2 separate regions of the Homo sapiens genome follow, and region 2 is linked to region 1. Evidence: read pairs that join two places in POLR2A ChIA-PET (ENCODE). Cell type or tissue: Panc1. All regions are shown on one strand. Each heading gives the region's core, and the rest is flanking DNA. Links, peaks and the distances in the headings are about the cores only.

What was found. Peaks named below come from ENCODE experiments on the same cell type or tissue, not always from the same donor. Only the 100,000 strongest peaks of a DNase experiment are listed, where the experiment ranks them.
Region 2: POLR2A ChIA-PET joins it to region 1 with 10 read pairs; 9 of 35 experiments call an interaction of 5 or more read pairs at or near these places.

What each region holds. Positions count from the first base shown.
Region 1 is chr10:73,595,308-73,605,325 of GRCh38, forward strand. It overlaps a transcript of USP54 not described here. Among named protein-coding and RNA genes, the nearest start is that of USP54, 9.0 kb to the left of the region's middle. In Panc1, for the core only: no CTCF peak of the experiment used is centred there; no DNase peak of the experiment used is centred there; H3K27ac peaks cover 550 bases.
Region 2 is chr10:73,502,149-73,512,166 of GRCh38, forward strand. USP54 (ubiquitin specific peptidase 54) reads right to left here. Exons shown (of 24, transcript NM_001391956.1): 21 at 3,160-3,278; 22 at 2,702-2,842. It overlaps PPP3CB-AS1 (PPP3CB antisense RNA 1), which reads left to right. Exons shown (of 5, transcript NR_132104.1): 4 at 2,036-2,124; 5 at 3,130-5,161. Among named protein-coding and RNA genes, the nearest start is that of PPP3CB, 11 kb to the left of the region's middle. In Panc1, for the core only: no CTCF peak of the experiment used is centred there; no DNase peak of the experiment used is centred there.

The DNA.
Region 1 (10,018 bases), core at 1,441-9,440:
ATCAGAGGTGACTCTAGTTTTTATTCTGAGATTTATTCACAATGTTGGCAGAGCATGTGTACCTTAAAGAGCTGGTTGTTTCACTCAAGTATGCATTACTGAGAAGAGGAATATTGCAGAAAGGGTAGAGGGAAGAGAAAAAAACTGATCCAAAGAATACATTTTGGAGAAACTTTGGCTGTTAATCACAGACCTGAGCAGCAAAATCATACAAGAAATCTCTATATTTCTCATATAAATGGACTCTAAAGAAGAGAGGGAGATAGGGGCCACACATTTGGGCTTCTAATTATAGCATCATTATTGTTTAAATTCATTTATTTAACTATATCTTGCATAATTCTAAAAAGTATATCAAATAGCATTATGTCATTATGAACATTAACCACCCTGTCTATAGAACAAGGGTTTTTAAAAGTCTTGGACTGGACTTAAAGCTCCTAGAAAGCAAGAAGAGTATGAAAATCCCTCTCAAGCACACCAAAGAATTACCTAAATGCTAGTCTTACAGAAAGTAATCAGCCGGGCGCGGTGGCTCACGCCTGTAATCCCAACACTTTGAGAGGCCAAGGCAGGCGGATCTCTTGAGGTTAGGATTTTGAGACCAGCCTGGCCAACATGGTGAAAAACCCGTCTTGACTAAAAATACAACAATTAGCTGGGCATGGTGGCGTGTGCCTGTAATCCCAGCTACTCAGGAGGTTGAGGCAGGAGAATCGCTTGAACCCAGGAGGCGGAGGTTGCAGTGAGCTGAGATGGTGCCACCGCACTCCAGCCTGGGCAACAGAGCCAAGACTCCATCTCAAAAAAAAAAAACAAAACAAAAAAAACAGGCCGGGTGCAGTGGCTCACGCCTATAATCCCATCACTTTGGGAGGCCAAGGTGGACAGATCATTTGAGGTCAGGAGTTCAAGACCAGCCTGACCAACATGGTGAAACCCCATCTCTACTAAAAATACAAAAATTAGGCTGGGCACGGTGGCTCACACCTGTAATCCCAGCAGTTTGGGAGGCCGAGGCGGGCAGATCACAAGGTCAGGAGATCAAGACCATCCTGGCTAACATAGTGAAACCCTGTCTCTACTAAAAATACAAAAAAAATTAGCCAGGCGTAGTGGCGGGCGCCTGTAGTCCCAGCTACTCGGGAGGCTGAGGCAGGAGAATGGTGTGAACCCGAGAGGCGGAGCTTGCAGTGAGCCGAGATCGCACCACTGCACTCCAGCCTGGGTGACAGAGTGAGACTCTGTCTCAAAAAAAAAATCAGCCAGGCAGTAGTGGTACGCGCCTGTAATCCCAGCTACTCAGGAGGCTGGGGCAGGAGAATCACTTGAGCCTGGGAGGTGGAGGTTGCAGTGAGCTGAGATCAGGCCATCGCACTCCAGTCTGAGTTGGACAGAGTGAGATCCTGTCTCAAAAAAAAAAAAAAAAAAAAAGGAATAAAGGGTTTCTCAGTGTTTATGTTCAAGTAACTTTATTTTACTTAATAATATTCCCAAATGCAAGAGTAGTGATACTGGCAATTTAACAGGCCATAGAGAAGCCATAAGGTGCTTCCTTTAAGTGAAAAAGTGAAAGTTATCGACTTAATAAGGAAAGAAAAAGAATCATACACTAAAGCTGCTAAGGTCTACCATAAGAACAAATCCATGCATGACATTGTGAAGAAGGAAAGGAAATTCATGCTAGTTTTACTGTCACACCTCAAACTGCAAAAAGTCATGGCCATAGTTCATGGTAAGTGAAACCACCTTTGCAAAAATTATAACTGAGAAAATTATTACAGTGAAAGAGATCTGACTTACTTGACTCCCTGTTGCTTCTAACTTCCAAGCTGTCCTTGTTCATTCCTGGACATAAAGCGAACTAACTTTGGGAGGAACTTATAGTTTAACTTTGAAACAAAGACAAAAACACAGCCCTTTCCCAGAACAAACCCTCTTCTTGCCTGGGGACTAGACTGCCTTTGCAGGACTAACAAATTGCTACAAGATTAGAAATTATGCTTTAGGAATCATGCAGCTAAAGGCCCCAAGGTTCTACACCTCCCTAACTGCTCCTAGGGATAACATCACTAATGTAAAACCTAAGATTGGTGCTCAAGATATTTTTCAAACCCTGAACTCAATGGATCACCTGGCACCATCCAGATTAATAAACTGTCTCATCTGGTCTTGTGGTCCTACCCAGGAACTGACTCAGTGTAAAAGGACAGCTTTGACTCCCTGTGATTTCATTGCTGACCTAAGCAATCAACACTCCCCACTCTCTGGCCCTCTAACCACCAAAGTAGCCTTAAAAACCCCAATCCTGGAATATTCTGGGAGACTGATTTGAGTAATAATTAAACTCTGGTCTCCTGTGCGGCCAGCTCTATGTGAATTAAACTCTTTCTCCATTGCTATTCTCCTGTCTTGATAAATCAGCTGTATTGGGGCAATGGGCAGAATGAACCCATTCAGTGGTTATATAAGTGCTTAGTTAAGATGGAAAAGGCGGCCAGGTGTGGTGGCTCACTCCTGTAATCCCAACACTTTGGGAGGCCAAAGCGGGTGGATCACCTGAGGTTAGGAGTTCAAGAGCAGCCTGGCCAACTTGGTGAAACCCTGTCTCTACTAAATATATAAAATTAGCTGGGCATGGTGGTGGGGACCCGTAATCCCAGCTACTCGGGAGGCTGAGGCAGGAGAATCACCTGAATCCCCGGAGGCAGAGGTTGCAGTGAGCCGAGATCACGCCACTGCACTCCAGCCTGGGCAACAGAGCAAGACTCCATCTCAAAAAAAAGGTTGGAAAAGGCACTAAATTTGTGGGTGGAAGAAATGAACAGAATTATGTTCCAATTAACAGCTGTCAGGTTCAGTACTATTCATGGTTCCAGGCATCCACTGGAGGTCTTGCAACATATCCTTCATGGATAAGGAGAAACTACTGTAGTCTTTTAATAAATAGTGCTGGAATAATTGAATATCCCCCATATGCAAGAGAAAAAGTTGGACTCCTATCTCACACCATATGCAAAAATTAATTCAAAATGGATCAAAAACTTAAATGAATGAGCTCAAACTATAAAACTTTTAGAAGAAAACATAGACATAAATCTTCATGACCCTGGGTTAGGCAAAGACACCACACAAGTAACAAAAGAAAAAAATACATAAATTGGACTTCATCAAAATTAAAACTTTTGACCGGGCACAGTGGCTCACGCCTGTACTCCCAGCATTTTGGGAGGCCGAGAAGGCCGATCACAACAAGGTCAGGAGTTGAAGACCAGCCTGGCCAATATGGTGAAACCCAATCTCTACTAAAAATACAAAAATTGGTCAGGCACAGCGGCTCACACCTGTAATCCCAGCACTTTGGGAGGCCGAGGCGGGTGGATCACGAGGTCAGGAGATTGAGACCAGCCTGGCCAACATGGTGAAACCGCATCTCTACTAAAAATAAAAATAAAAATAAAAATTAGCTGGGCGTGGCAGCGTGCATCTGTAGTCCCAGCTACTTGGGAGGCTGAGGCAGGAGAATCGCTTGAACCCAGGAGATGGAGGTTGCAGTGAGCCAACAGAGCGCCACTGCACTCCAGCCTGGCGACAGAGAGAGACTCTGTCTCAAACAAACAAATTAGCTGGGTTTGGTGGCGCATGCCTGTAGTCCCAGCTACTTGGGAGGCTGAGGCAGGAGAATCGTTGGAACCCAGGAAGGGGAGGTTGCAGTGAGCCGAGATCACGCCACTGCATTCCAGCCTGGGCAACAGAGCAAGACTCCGTCTCAAAAAAAATAAAATAACCCATGCAGACTGACTGCCCATGGAAAAAATAAGAATAACCTACCAGGATCTTCCTGGTAAAATCAAGATGATCAGTGGATACAGTTATTCGATGTCTGACACATTCACTTAACCAATCAATGAAATTTGTATCACTACATTATCAGCCACATGAAAGACGGTGAAACTGACGGGATTTTGACTCACTATATGTAGAACAATCCCCTGATCCACAAACCTCTTAATCCTAAATAGAAGTAATGAAATTCAAAAATAGAAACAGAAGTAATTTGTTATGATCAATCAACCCATACTCTTTTTTCTCCTTAATACTGCATATCATGTTTAGTCCTTTATAATTGAATTTTCCCAAGATTTAACAATTTTACATGTCTATGGTTTTCCAACTACTTTCCTTTCCTCTTTTTGGATATAAAGACATTTGTCTCTCTCTAGTCTTTATGGTTTCTCAAAGACAGTGGCTCTGAGATCATCAGCCAGTTAATTCAGCACCCCGAAATGTAATTCATTTCAGCCTTAAGACTTAAATTCATTTAAAAATGTTCACTCTTACCATCTTAGGCTACAGTTTCCAGTTTTTAACTTGCTATATACTTTCCAGTTTGAAAACAATTATCTCTGCTGCTAATAATAATCTATATATTTATTTTTTGTAAGAGTTTTACAATTTCTCAAAAATCCTGCAAAACAGGTTAATATACCACTATCCCATTTTACAGATAAGGAAACTGAAGCACAGAGAAATTAAAATTATTTGCCCAAGGTAAAGAGCTACAATGAACCAAAATCGATTGCACTTTGGGCTTTTTTTTTTTTTTTTTTTGAGATAGAGTTTCGCTCTTTTTGCCCAGGCTGGAGTGCAATGGCGTGATCTTGGCTCACTGCAACCTCTGCCTCCTGGGTTCAAGCGATTCTCCTGTCTCAACCTCCCGAGTTGCTGGGATTACAGGCATGCACCACCACGCTCAGCTAATTTTGTATTTTTAGTAGAGACGGGGTTTCTCCATGTTTGTCAGGCTGCCTCGAACTCCTGACTTCAGGTGATCTGCCCGCCTTGGCCTCCCAAGTGCTGGGATTACACTTGTGAGCAACCGCGCCCGGCCCAAGGGCTCTTTTCATAAGGCCATGTGGATCTTTAATACAGAACTTCTCAGGATTGCACATAAAATTTTCTCTGCTAAAAATTGATTTTTTAATTAGCGGTTGACAGGAGTTAAGAAAGGTGTAGGGGTGGAAGGGAAGTGGGGGTAGCTATAAAAGGACATGGTAGATCCTGTGGTGATGAAAATATTTGGTACCTTGACTGTATCAACATCAATACCCCAGTTGTAAAATTGTACTATAATTTTGGAAGATATTGCCATTGGAGGAAATGAGGTAAATGGTACATCAGGTCAATATTATTATTTATTTTAACTCTGTATAAATCTAGAATTATCTCAAGATAAAAAGTTCCATTCAAAATAATAAACAATTGGGGCCTACTTGAGGATAGAAGGTGGAAGGAGGGTGAGAGTCAAAAAACTACCTATCAGGGGCCAGGCGCAGGGGCTCGCGCCTATAATGCCAGCACTTCGGGAGGCTGAGGCAGGCGGATCACCTGAGGTTAAGAGTTCGAGACCAGCCTGGCCAACATGGTGAAACCCCATCTCTACCAAAAATACAAAAATTAGCTGGGTGTGGTGGCGGTCACCTGTAATCCCAGCTACTCAGGAGGCCGAGGCAGGAGAATCGCTTGAACCCGGGGGGCGGAGGTTGCAGTGAGCCGGGATCGCGCCACTGCACTCCAGCCTGGGTGACAAGAGTGAAACTCTATCTCAAAAAACTACCTATCAGGTACTATGCTTATTACCTGGATGATGAAATAATTTGTACATCAAACCCCTGTAACATGCAGTTTACCTATATAGCAAACCTGCGCATGTACCCTGGAACCTAAAATAAAGGTTACAAATAAATAATAAATGATATTTCTTTTCTAAACCAATTTCATGTTTAAGAACCTTACTTAAAGTGAATAGGAAAGTTTGGGTAAATTAAAACAAAACAGGATCATGTATAGGAGCTCTGAAATCCAACACAGAAGTCTTCTAATGTGGGGTAAGTTCCATCAATAAAAGCTCCAAAACAAGTCATGAAGATCCTTGAAAATAAAAAAGGAGCTCCTGGGATTCTTATTTCCTAGAGAAATGAAACCAGTCAAGACAGTGTAGGAAACAAAATTGTTAAGTCATGGAAAGTCACCTCAAAAAGAAGCAGTAGAATAAAGTTAGAACCACCTAAGCTTTGCTTTCCTCAATACCACCATACACTTTACTGCAATCCTCAACTTAGAGAAAGACTGAATGTGTATGTCACCTTCAACCTGATACTCACACACACATTTCAAAAGCTTCCCCAAAAATGCCTTTTTTTTTTTTCCTTTTTGCTACTCACCAAGTGCCTGAAGTGTCAATCATTTCCTGCTTCTCCCAGCTGCAGGACTTGGAACTAGGAAAACATTCAGTCAGCGTCTAGAGCAGGTCTGGTTAGAAGGATGAGCTCATCCCTTTCAGATGCACACCTGATCCTCAAGAAGCTGCCCCTCCTCCAGCAAGCAGATCTTTGTATGTTTAAAGTGACACCCACAACCTGTACAACCACTTTGCCAGAGCCAAAGTAAGTCTTTCCTTATACATGCCTAGTGCCATGGAATCATTTCCTGGTCTAGCCACCTCACACAGCCACTGAACGCAGGTGGCAGTGGCAACAGCTGCTGCTGCTGCTACTATGGCTTTGTTAGAGAAGGACTTCATTTTCAGCTACAACGGAGGTCAAGTCCTTCACCACTGCCCTGGAAACACTGCACTGTTTGTTTCAACAGCCCCTTGCCCACAGTCAGATCTTACCAGAATCATGCCTTCTTTCAAAACTCACAACCATTTTTCTGAACCAACAATGTAGCACCTCAACATCTGCCTTATTCCATTTGCCCTGTCTAAAAGTTAAATTAGCCAAGGCAGCTAAATGTACTGTATGTATTTAGAGCTAAAATGTTCCCAACTCAGGTTTGCCCTCAGTTTTACTACCTCTAAGAAAACCTTTATTCTGCCATAGCAGTCTATTTATTGGTAAAGTATACAGTAATCCTAATACAGAGATATGTAAACTTCACTTCATGAAAAAATAGTATAATAGCCGGGCACGGTGGCTCATGCCTGTAATCCCAGCACTTTGGGAGGCCGAGGTGGGCAGATCACGAGGTCAGGAGATCAAGACCATTCTGGCTAACACTGTGAAACCCCATCTCTACTAAAATTATAAAAAAATTAGCCGGGCGTGGTGGCGGGCATCTGTAGTCCCAGCTACTCAGGAGGCTGAGGCAGGAGAATGGCGTGAACCCAGGAGGCAGAGCTTGCAGTAAGCTGAGATCATGCTACTGCACTCCAGCCTGGGTAACAGAGCAAGACTCTGATTCAAAAAAAAAAAATAGTATAATAGTGGCCAGGCACTGTGGCTCATGCCTATAATCCCAGAACTTTGGGAGGCCAAGGCGGGTGGATCACCTGAGGTCAGGAGTTCAAGGCCAGCCTGACCAAGGTGAAAACCTGTCTCTAATAAAAATACAAAAATTAGCCAGGCGTGGTGGTGTGCGCCTGTAGTCCCAGCTACTTGGGAGACTGAGACAGGAGAACTGCTTGAACTCAGGAGGTGGAGGTTGCAGTGAGCTGAGATCGCACCACTGCACTCCAGCCTGGGCGACAGAGCAAGACTCTGTCTCAAAAAAAAAAAAAAAAAAAAAAAAATAGTATAATAGTGGTACAAAATATCTTCAATCAGAAGTACATGGGTTCCAAATAGTTATTCAACAAACATTTCTATACACCTATTATGTGCAAGTATCTCTGATAGGGTGCTGAACTGGGCTTTTGAAAACAGCATCACAAAAATCTAAGAAAGAACTCATCCCACCCTAATTAGCCTTCCCCAGGACCTTTGCAGTATTTTTACTTCAGTCATCACAAGCTTCTAATACGCTAACAGGCTGTCTAAGGAGTATAAACTATGTCAGAGAAAAATCAAATTCATTAGTGGTTACCTTTGGTGAGGGACTTGTAATCAATAAGGGGAAACTCGGGAGCAAACCAATTTACTAATATTTAATTTGCTGGATGGCGATTATAAAGATGTTTACTGTGTTATTCTTTTAAATGTCTTAGAAAATATATAATAAAATTTTTAAAAAACAGAACTGTGAATCAAAGGAAAAGAGAAAGGACAACCCATGAGATGGGAGAAAATATTTGTAAATCATTATTCTGATAAGGGGCTAATATCCACAATATATAAAGACCTCCTGCCATGTGCAGTGGCTCACATCTGTAATGCCAGCACTTTGGGTGGCCAAGGCGGGCAGATCATTTGAGGCCAGGAGTTTGAGACCAGCTTGGCCAACATGGCGAAACCCCATCTCTACTAAACCTGTCTCTATTAAGCCCTGTCTCTACTAAAAATGCAAAAAAGTTAATCAGGCGTGGTGGCGCACACCTGTAATGCCAGCTGCTTGGGAAGCTGAGGCAGGAGAAGCACTTTAACCCGGGAGGCAGAGGTGGCAGTGAGCCGAGATCACACCACTCAACTCCAGCCTGGGTGACAGAGTGAGACCCTGTCTCAAAAACAAAAACAACAAAAAAAAAAACTACAAGTCAACAACAACAAAATACAATTAAAAAATAAAGAACTTGAACAGACATTTCTCCAAAGAAGATACACCAATGGCCAATGAACACAGGAAAAGACACTCAAGTTCACTAATCATTAGGGAAAATAAATCAAAACCACAGTGAGATATCACCTCACACTTATTAGGATGGCTACTATTAAAAAAAAAGGTGGCCAGGCACAGTGGCTCACACCTGTAATCCCAGCACTTTGGAAGGACGAAGGGGGCAGATCATGAGGTCAGGAGTTCGAGACCAGCCTGGCCAATGTGGTGAAACCCTGTCTGTACTAAAAATACAAAAATTAGCCGTGTGTGGTGGTGCACACCTGTAGTCCCAGCTACTCAGGAGGCTGAGGCAGGAGAATCGCTTGAACCCAGGAGGCAGAGGTTGCAGTGAGCCGAGATCGCACCACTGACTCCAGCCTGGGCGACAGAGCGAGAGTCCATCTCAAAAAAACAAAACAAAACCACACACAAAACAAAAAAAACAGTGTTGGCAAGAACGTGGAGAAATTGGTATCCTTGTGCACATTGGTAAGAATGTCAAATGGTATAGCCAGTATGAAAATTAGTATGATAGTTCTTCAAAATTAAAATAAAATGACATATGATCCAGCAATTCTACTTTTGGTTACATATCCAAAAGAACTGAAAGTATGCTCTCAAAGAGATAACTTGCCAGGCACATTGGCTCACACACGTAATCCCAGTATTTTGGGAGGCTGAGGCAGGATTGCTTGATCTCATGAGTTTGAGACAAGGCTGGGCAACATAGTGAGACTCCATCTCCACAAATTTTTTTTTTTTTTTTGAGACAGAGTCTCGCATTGTTGCCGAGGCTGGAGTGCAGTGGTGCAATCTTGGCTCACTGCAAGCTCCGCCTCCCTGATTCACGCCATTCTCCTGCCTCAGCCTCCCAAGCAGCTGGTGTGTCCAGAGTTGGTTCCTTCCAGTGGGTTCTTGGTCTCGCTGACTTCAAGAACGAAGCCGCAGATCTTCACGATGAGTGTTACAGCTCTTAAAGGTGGCACAGACCCAAAGAGTGAGCAGCAGCAAGATTTATTTTGAAGAGCAAAAGAACAAAGCTTCCACAGTGTGGAAGGTGACCCAAGCGGGTTGCCGCTGCTAGCTGGGGTGGACAGCTTTTATTCCCATATTTGTCCCCACCCACGTCCTGCTGATCGGTCCATTTTACAGAGTACTGATTGGTCCATTTTTACAGAGTGCTGAATGATGCATTTACAATCCTTTAGCTAGACACGGAGTGCTGATTGGTGCATTTACAATCCTTTAGCTAGACACAGAGCACTGATTGCTGTGTTTACAATCCTCTAGCTAGACAGAAAAGTTCTCCAAGTCCCCACTCGACCCAGGAGGTCCAGCTGGCTTCACCTCTCACTGGGACTACAGGCCCCCGCCACCATGCCTGGCTAATTTTTTGTATTTTTAGTAGAGACGGGGTTTTACCATGTTAGGCAGGATGGTCTCCATCTCCTGACCTCATGATCCGCCCACCTTGGCCTCCCAA
Region 2 (10,018 bases), core at 1,393-9,392, 93 kb before region 1:
TTCCTTTACGAGACTGCAAGCTACTCAAGGGCAGAATTTGTGTTGTTTCATCAGTGTATGCTCACAGCACCTACTACAAAATGGCACAAAGTAAGCATTTATCATACTGCCTAAGGACCAGGTGCCAGTCCTCTCAGCATGTGACACAGCTAATTATTCCTTTCTTCTTTTTTTTTTTGAGACGGAGTCTCGCTCTGTCACCCAGGCTGGAGTGCAGTGGCGCAATCTCGGCTCACTCACTGCAAGCTCTGCCTCCTGGGTTCACACCATTCTCCTGCCTCAGCTTCCCAAGTAGCTGGGACTACAGGCACCCGCCACCGCGCCCAGCTAATTTTTTTGTATTTTTAGTAGAGACGGCATTTCACTGTGTTAGCCAGGATGGTCTCAATCTCCTGACCTTATGATCTGCCCGCCTCAGCCTCCCAAAGTGCTGGGATTACAGGCGTGAGCCACCGCGCCCGGCTATTCCTTTCTTCTTGAAACACTCTCCCCTTGGTGACTATGGTACCACACATCCTTGGTTTCCCTTCAGTCTCTCTAATCTTTTTTTCTCAGTCTCCTTTTAGGGTTCTTCAGAAGAACCACCTTAAATCTGATGCTCTTTAGGGATATGTCCTGGCTCCTCTTCTCTTTCTGCAAGTCTTTTCCTCTTTTTCAATGGCTATGATTCCCAGATTTCAATTTGCAGCTTATATATCTCATTCCAAAAGCCTGCCAGATACCTCCACTCAAGCTTAATATATGTAAAACTGAATGCATATCTTCCCTCAAATATATCATTATCTACCCATAAAACTTGAGTATCATCCTTTATCCCCACTCCCAACATCCAGGCAGGCACCAACTCCCACTGATGTTTACTTCCTAACTGGGTCTCAAATACATCGACTTATCTCTATCCTTCCAAACTACTTACTGTGACATACAGGGCTGTCTGTGGTCCATAATATTCTTTGTATCCTCTCTTGTCAACACTCTCCATCATCTCCCCTTGCCAGACTTTCTAATCCTGCCATACTAAATAAGCTTCTTTTAATTCAGTTAATATTTGCTCAGGTCCCTTTTACTTGCTATATTCTTTTTGCTTCCTCCAGGAAGCCTTCCATGATACCTCAAGCCTGATTTAAATATCCCTTCTATTATGTTCCCATAGGATCAAATCCTTAACACATTATAACTGTTTGTTTATTTATCCGTCCCTCACTGTAGACTGTAAGCTCCATAAAAGCAGGGACTATATCTAACTCACCATTGTAGCTCCAGCACCTAGCACAATACCTAGAACACACTCAATAAGCACTTATTTATTTGTTTATTTTTGTGCTAGGAATCTTGTACAGAATCAATAAGCATTTATTTAAAAGAATGAATCAATGAATGATACAGAAGTCAGAAGAAAGGAAGCCAACTCTCCTAGGAAAAGAACAATTTGCCATTAAATGAATTGAAAGTACATGAGAACAAATGCTAGGCAGGAGAGTCCACCTTTTCCAAAAAAGAATGGCAGCCTGATCAGAATTGCTTAGGAATTTATGAACGATAAATTGAATGAAACTTACTATAAATTCGGCTGGGTTTTTTTGTTTGTTTTGTTTTGTTTTTGAGACAGAGTCTTGCTCTGTTACCCAGGCTGGAGTGCAGTGGCTCAATCTCAGCTCACTGCAACCTCTGCCACCCGGATTCAAGCGATTCTCCTGCCTCAGCCTCCCGAGTAGCTAGGACTACAAGCACCCCCCACCATGCCTGGCTAATTTTTATATTTTTGCCATGTTGGCCAGGCTGGTCTCGAACTCCTGACCTCAGGTGATCCACCATCCTTGGCCTCCCAAAGTGCTGGGATTACAGGCATGAGCCACCACGCCTGGCCTCGGCTGATTTTTAAAAATTGGAAAAATGAGTACCTCTTAGGAGGGAAACTGAATCTGAAGGGCTGGTAGAAGACAGACTTGGTTTTCACCATATATGCTTTTATACCTTTTTATTTTTGTACCATGTATTTAAAATCTGTTTTTACATTTTTCCTGAACTGACCTAGTGGACAACCTTCAATGCACTGGTACTTTGTACCCTGACCTCTACTGTGATGAACACTCAACTTGGGCAAGGAAGTGAAATTCTCCAAAGGTATGATTACCTACAAACCTAGCCACTGATATTATTTAAGTTTGTTGATCTCTAATGGCTTGGGCTTTCCTGCCTCTTCTACTTACACATTACTGCACTAGTACCATATGAAAATTCTCAAGAAGGCTTTTTTCCTCTTCTTGCTGATACACATGCATCACTTTAGATTGAAAACACACTGAATTCTATTCAATCACATACTGGGGGTGAGAGGAAAAAGCAAACCAATACTCCATCCCATTTCTTTCCTTCTTTCTTTGATTAGTGCAGTGGGTTCTGACCCAATCAGCAGCCTTTGCTTCTCAGATTCCTCTCAAGGCTTTATGACTCTTCTCACCCCAGGAAACCCTACAACACGCACGGCCTTTCAGAACTGCTACATGGAATGGACATTCCTCTGGGCTCCAGCTGAATGTTTGTAAATAAAATAATGACTGCGTGTCCTTATTTTTGCTGAGTACACAGGGCCTTTCCTCACATTACAACCTTCACTTTCTCCCTGCTTCTTCACCTGCACTGTATTTTTGCTTAGCAAGGAGGAGGGTGCTCTGAATAGATGGACCCTGATTCTACTTACAAAACTGTGGGAAGAAACCGGAGCTTCCTCCCTCTCTGAGACAACGGTGCCACTGAGACTGCGTGAGATGCGACGTAAATTCTCTGCACTGTACTGCTCATCCTCCCCACACTCCCTGCTGAGGCCTCGGCAAGGTGTAGCCTTCAAACACACAGACACATACAGGCAGACACATAATACCAGACTTATGGTTTTCCCACAGACAGTATCCTCAGGGTATGGGAAAGAGTAGGGGAAGACTCAGTAGTAATAGACACCTGAATTAGATGTATTGGTAAGATAGTGGCCATGTAACAATCTCCTCTAATTCAAAAGAAGCCCAATCATAGACCTTATTTTCTTCTGATAGCCCCATATCACCATGCCTCTGCCTTATCATCATCCCTGTCACATCTCTCCATAATTCCTTCCCCAACACACCACCCCAGGCCCAGCACCTTAGCACCTGAGGCTGCTACCTGAGAAGTACGCACTGTTCTGGCTTCATGGAGACCATGCTCCATTTCTGCTGTTGAAGTCTTTGAGAGACCAGGATCATGGGCTGAGTGCAACCTCCTCCCCATGCCATCTGCAGAGCCTGAAGAGGAAAACACAAATACAAGTTGAGGCCATCTCTTCCCCTAGGGCCTAACCTCTAAGCCTAGCAGCACAAACTCAGGAGCTGTTGTTTCATTTAATAATAAATATGCATCCTTGAATTCAACGGAGGAACATGCTCCTGGAATTTAGAAGCAAGAGGGGCTGGGCGCGGTGGCTCACACCTGTAATCCCAGCACTTTGGGAGGCCAACACGGGCAGATCACGAGGTCAGGAGATCGAGACCACCCTGGCTAACATGGTAAAACCCTGTCTCTACTAAAAATACAAAAAATTAGCCGGGCGTGGTGGCAGGCACCTGTAATCCCAGCTACTCGGGAGGCTGAGGCAGGAGAATGGCGTGAACCCGGGAGGCGTAGCTTGCAGTGAGCGGAGATCACGCCACTGCACTCCAGCCCGGGTGACAGAGCGAGACTCCGTCTCAAAAAAAAAAAGAAACAAGAATTTTAGAATATAGATAGTTTACTGAGTGTCCCCATCTTGCTTCATTTCATTTTTGTAAACATAATCAGCTTCTGTCAGACTTAGGCTCAAGACTTATAGACAGAGGAAAGTATCTAACACAGTGAGTTTTGTTTTCTAACACAGTGATTTTCTAAAGTATCTGTGGTGACAAAGGAAATTATCTCCAGTCTAGTTCAGAATAGAAATGATCATAATAATCATCTATCAAACCTCCTCATTTTATATAACAGGAAAATGAGTTCCAGGGTCTGAGAGTTTAGTAGTTTAACCAGGATTAAAATTAAATCCTCTTGATTTTCAGTACAGTACTCTTACCATCTCACCTGGTGACCTCTTTTACTCTGAGAGCAGGAGCTCCTCAGGAATGTTTTACATATGTAATGCTCTTTTCCCCTTAGCTTCTCTCAAATCATTTAAATTTCTAAACAACCACTAAATGCTTACCTCTTTTCAAAATCTTTCTAGATTGTTCAGTTGCTCTAAACTGGATTGGTGACTCCCAAGGGGCTATCCCCAATCCAACTAATTAAGTTTTCCATTCCAAAACTGTATATGCCCCTGACCTACATTTGATACATATGTCCATGGCCAATTCATGTCTTGATTTGATGATTTGATTCTAATATATATATATATATCTGGCTGAAGCTGATATTATTCATGTAAGTATTGTAAGACCAGTTATTTTCAGTATTCCTGGGTACTTAAATGCAGTGCTTTCAATACCACCTCAGATTCATCTGGGAACTTTTAAAAATATAGCTTCCTGGATGTTACCACAGAGCTGAATCAGAAGGTTTGTGGTTGGTGCCTGGGAATTTTCATTTTTGAAAGGTTCCCAAAAAGTCTAAGAAAATATCCTTGAACATTATTGGGGGAAATGGGAAATGTTACAGTCTTCCTAAAAAACAACCTGGTAATCTCCAATAAAATAAAAAATATATTTATCCTGTTGCCCAACGATTCTAATCCTGAGAAGAAGAAGAAAAAAATACCAGTTCATAACAACATATATATGAGAATATTTTCTACTGACATAATTTATAGTAGCCAAGAACTAGAAATAAAGTAATGCCCACCTATAGAAGAATAAATACATTATGGTTTAATACCAGATATTGTCCAGCCACTTAAAAAGATTGAACTGAGTTAAACTAGATGATTTGAAGAAATTTTAATGAAACATTGTTGCATTAAAAGGAAAAAAATCTGTAAAATGATAGACAAGCATTTGTTTATGTATATGTAGGTCTACATAGGATTGTATAAACAGAAAATACAGTGTATGCACACTAGATAATTACCTGGGGAAGTAGGGACTGGCTGTGAGAGAAGAGACAGGAAAATTGTCTATAATAAAAACAGCATGTGTGTTATGTTCTTATTTCTATAAAATTATTTCTGTATTTATGTGTTTTTTGGGGTTTTCTGAGCCACTCCTCAGATGACTATAGGTAGCCAGGTTTAAGGATTACAGCTAAGGCTGGGTGCGGTGGCTTACGCCTGTAGTCCCAGCACTTTGGGAGGCCAAGGCCGGTGGATCACGAGGTCAGGAGTTCGAGACCAGCCTGTCCAACATGGTGAAAACCCCATCTCTACTAAAAATACAAAAATTAGCCAGGCGTGGTGGCGGCCGCCTGTAATCCCAGCTACTCAGGAGGCTGAGGCAGGAGAATCGCTTGAACCCGGGAGGCAGAGGCTGCAGTGAGTCAACATCACGCCACTGAACTCCAACCTGGGCAACAGAGACTCCGTCGCAAAAAAAAAAAAAAAAAAAAAAAAAATTACAGCTATGGCTGGCCGTGGTAGCTCATGCCTGTAATCCTAGCACTTTGGGAGACTGAGGCAGTAGGATCACTTGAGCCTAGGAATTCAAGACCAGCCTAGGCAACATAGTGAGACCCCATCTCTAAAAAAAGAGAAAAAAAGCATTAAAAAAATTAGCCAGGTATGGTGGTGCACACCTGCACTCGGAAGGCTGAGGCAGGAGGGTCACGTGAACCTGGAAGGTGGAAGCTGCAGTGAGCCGTGATTGTGCCACCGTACTCCAGCCTGGGTGACAGAGTAAGACTTTGTCTCAAAAAAAAGAAAAAAGATTTACAGAGTAATGTTTAGAATTGGGTGTTCCTCTAATCAAGCCAAATGTGACTCCTGGACAAGAAGGTAGCCACTGGAACCTCCTGAAGGGAGTAGAATCTGATTCCTTTAAAAGAAGGCAGGGTGCGATGGCTCATGCCTGTAATCCCAACACTTTGGGAGGCGAGGCGGGTGGATAACCTGAGGTCAGGAGTTCAAGACCACCCTGGCCAACATGGCGAAACCCTGTCTCTATTAAAAATACAGAAATCAGCTGGGTGCGGTGGTGTGCGCCTGTAGTCCCAGCTACTCGGGAGGCTGAGGCAGGAGAATCACTTAAACATGGGAGGCAGAGGTTGCAATGAGCTGATATTGTACCACTGCACTCCAGACTGGGCGATAGAGTGAGAATCCAGAAAAAAAAAAAAAAAAAGAATTTAAGCAGAGGTAGAGGTGGCCATTTGTAAGGGAATTTCTAGATTCAATAGAAGAAAGGGTTAAGATGATGTCTACCCTCTCATCAATAGAAAGACTACCAGACATTATGTATTCGCTGATATGATGTAAGAAATACAAAGAACTTCCTATTAAATATTCCTATTTTTAAAATTTGTATCTGATTTTAATTGAGCCTCTAGCTCTAAGTACTAAGTTACAGGAAAAATGTGGGCTAGAAGAACATGTTTTTTTTTTTTTTTGAGACAGAGTCTCCCTCTGTTGCCCAGGCTGGAGTGTAGTGGTGTGATCTCAGCTCACCACAACCTCCACCTCCCAGGTTCAAGGGATTCTCCTGCCTCAGCCTCCCGAGTAGCTGGGACTACAGGTGCATGCCACCATGCCCGACTAATTTTTATATTTTTAGTGGAGACGGGGTTTCACCATGTTGGCCAGGCTGGTCTTGAATTCCTGACCTCGTGATCTGCCCACCTTGGCCTCCCAAAGTGTGGGATTACAGGTGTGAGCCAGTGCACCCGGCCAGAACATGTTTTTTTTTTTTTTTTCTTAAGGACTTAGACTATAATCAGCAAAATCTACAATGTGTGAAATGTTAAAAGACAATGACCAAATTTCCTCAACAAATAAATGGAGGGGGAAAAAACATAGGGTATCATACTGGCAAAAAAAAAAAAAAAAAAAAAGACTTAAGAGCCTTATCATCAAAATGCAATATGTGTGTCTTGTTTGAATCCTGACTTGAAATAAAACAACTGTATAAAGACATTTATGGGACCACTGAGAAAACTGGAATATTGGCTAGGTATTATATTAAGAGATTATTGTTAATTTTTTAGGTATAATAATATTATTGGTTTGTCTTTTAAAAAAGAATCTGGCCAGGTGCAGTGGCTCATGCCTGTAATCCCAGCACTTTGGGAGGCCAAGGCAGGTGGATCACCTGAGGTCAGGAGTTCAAGACCAGCCTGGCCAACATAGTGAAACCCTGTCTCTACCAAAAAAAAAAAAAAAAACAACAAAAATTAGCCAGGCGTGGTGGCGCGTGCCTGTAATCCCAGCTACTCAGGAGGCTGAGGCAGGAGAATCGCATTAACCTGGGAGGCAGAGGCTGCAGTGAGTTGAGATCACGCCATTGTATTCCAGCCTGGGTGACAGAGCGAGACTCCGTCTCATTAAAAAAAAAAAAAAATCTTTATTTCTGAGAGATACATGCCAAATTATTTATGAATGAAATAATATAATATCAGAGATTCAGAGATTTGTTTTAAAATAATCTAGAGGAGGCTGGGCATCGTAGCTCATGCCTGTAATCCTAGCACTTTGGGTGGTTGAGGCGGGTAAACTACTTGAGCTCAGGAGGTAGAGACCAACCTGGGCAACATGGCAAAACCCTGTCGCTCCAAACCACACACAAAAATTGGTCGGATGTGGTGGTGTGTGCCTGTGGTCCCAGCTACTCAGGAAGCTGCAGTGGGAGGACCTCAGCAGTGGCCCTGATGACACCACTGCATTCCAGTCTGGGCAACAAAGCAAGACCTTGTCTCAAAAAATAAAATAAAATAATGTAGAGGGGAAAGGAAAGTGGGGGAGGTATAGCTAAATCAAAACTGGCCATATGTGTGGTGGCTCACGCCTGTAATCCCAGCACTTTGGGAGGCCAAGGCGGGCGGATCACGTGGTCAGGAGATGGAGACCATCCTGGATAATATGGTGAAACCCCGTCTCTACTAAAAATACAAAAATTAGCCTGGCATGGTGGCACGTGCCTGTAGTCCCAGCTACTTGGGAGGCTGAGGCAGGAGAATCACTTGAACCCGGGAGGCGGAGGTTGCAGTGAGCCGAGACTGCACCACTGCACTCCAGCCTGGGAGATAGAACGAGACCTCGTCTAAAAAATAAATAAATAAAATAAAATAAAACAAAAACTGGCCATATGTTGATAACTGTGCAAGATAATCACTATGGAAGCTGGTTATAAGTACCTGGAGGGTTATTATAACATTTATTCTTTTTTTTTTTTTTTTGAGATGGCAGTTTTGCTCTTGTTGCCCAGGCTGTAGTGCAATGGGCAGCTCACTGCAACCTCCATCTCCTGGGTTCAGGTGATTCTCCTGCCTCAGCCTCCTGAGTAGCTAGGTTTACAGGCATCCACCACCACCATGCCCAGCTAATTTTTTGTATTTTCGGTAGAGACTGGGTTTCACCATGTTGGCCAGGCTGGTCTCAAACTCCTGACCTCAAGTGATCCATCCACTTTGGCCTCCCAAAGTGCTGGGATTACAGGTGTGAGTCACTGTGCCCGGCCTACTCTTATTCTTTACTTTTGAATATATTTGAAATTTCCCATAACAAAAGTTAATTTTTTATTTTTTAGATATCTATAAGATGATGTCTGCCCAAGTTCAAAGTACAATGAAATTCAGAATATAGGTCAAGAGCAGTGTTTATATAACACTTTAGGAACTACGATTATGTCAAAATTAATCTGGTTACAAAAGACCACATACTGCATGATTCCATTTATATGAAATGTCCAGAACAGGCAAATCTCTAGAGAAAGAAAATAGATTAGTGGTTGCCTGGGGTTGGGGGAAGAAAAGGAGGAGATAAAGAGTGATTTGCCAACGGGTACAAAGTTTCTGATGAAAACACCTTTTTTTTTTTTTTTTTTTTGAGACAGGGTCTCCCTCTGTTGCCCAGGCTGAAGTGCAGCGGCACAATCTCAGCTCACTGCAACCTCTGCCTCCTGGGTTCAAACGATTCTCCCACCTCAAATGAAAACACTTTAAAACTGATTGTGGTGATGGATGGAGAACTCTGATATAATAAAACCCATTGTATTGTACACTTTAAATAGGTGAAATGTATGGCATGTAAATTACATATCAATAAAGCATTTTTTTTTTTTTAGCATTTTTTGAAAAACTAATTTGGTGGCCGGGCGTGGTGGCTCACACCTGTAATCCCAGCACTTTGGGAAGCTGAGGCAGGTGGATTGCTTGAGCTCAGAGTTTGAGACCAGCCTGGGCAACATGGTGAAACCCCGTCTCTACAAAATATACAAAAATTAGTCAGGTGTGGTGGCACATGCCTGTAATCCCAGCTACTTGGGAGGCTGAAGCACGAGAATCGCTTGAACCTGGGAGACGGAGGTTGCAGTGAGCTGAGGTTGTGCCACTGCACTCCAGCCTGGGCAACAGAGCGAGACTCTGTCTCAAAAAATAAATAAATTTTAAAAAGTAATGTAATTTGGTGCTTAATAAATGTTTTACAATAAGATAAAGAACTCTCAAATTATATTTTTTCTTTTTTTTTTTTGAGACAGTTTCACTCTTGTCACCCAGGCTGGAGTGCAGTGGCGTGATCTCGGCTCACTGCAACCTCCATCTCCTGGGTTCAAGCAATTCTCCTGCCTCAGCCTCCCGAGTAGCTGGGATTACAGGCACGTGCCACAATACCCGGCTAATTTTTTTTGTATTTTTAGTAGAGATGGGGTTTCACCACGTTGGTCAGGCTGGTCTCGAACTCCTGACCTCAGGTGATCCACCCGACTCAGCCTCCCAAAGTGCTGGGATTACAGGCGTGAGCCACCGCACCTGGCCAAATTATATTTTTTCATATGTGAATCCTAATTGGCATTTTCCTTCATCTACTTCCCAATTAATTCTATCTGATCACTTCTTTATTCTATGTCATATCACTCCTCTTTTTTTTGAGACAGGG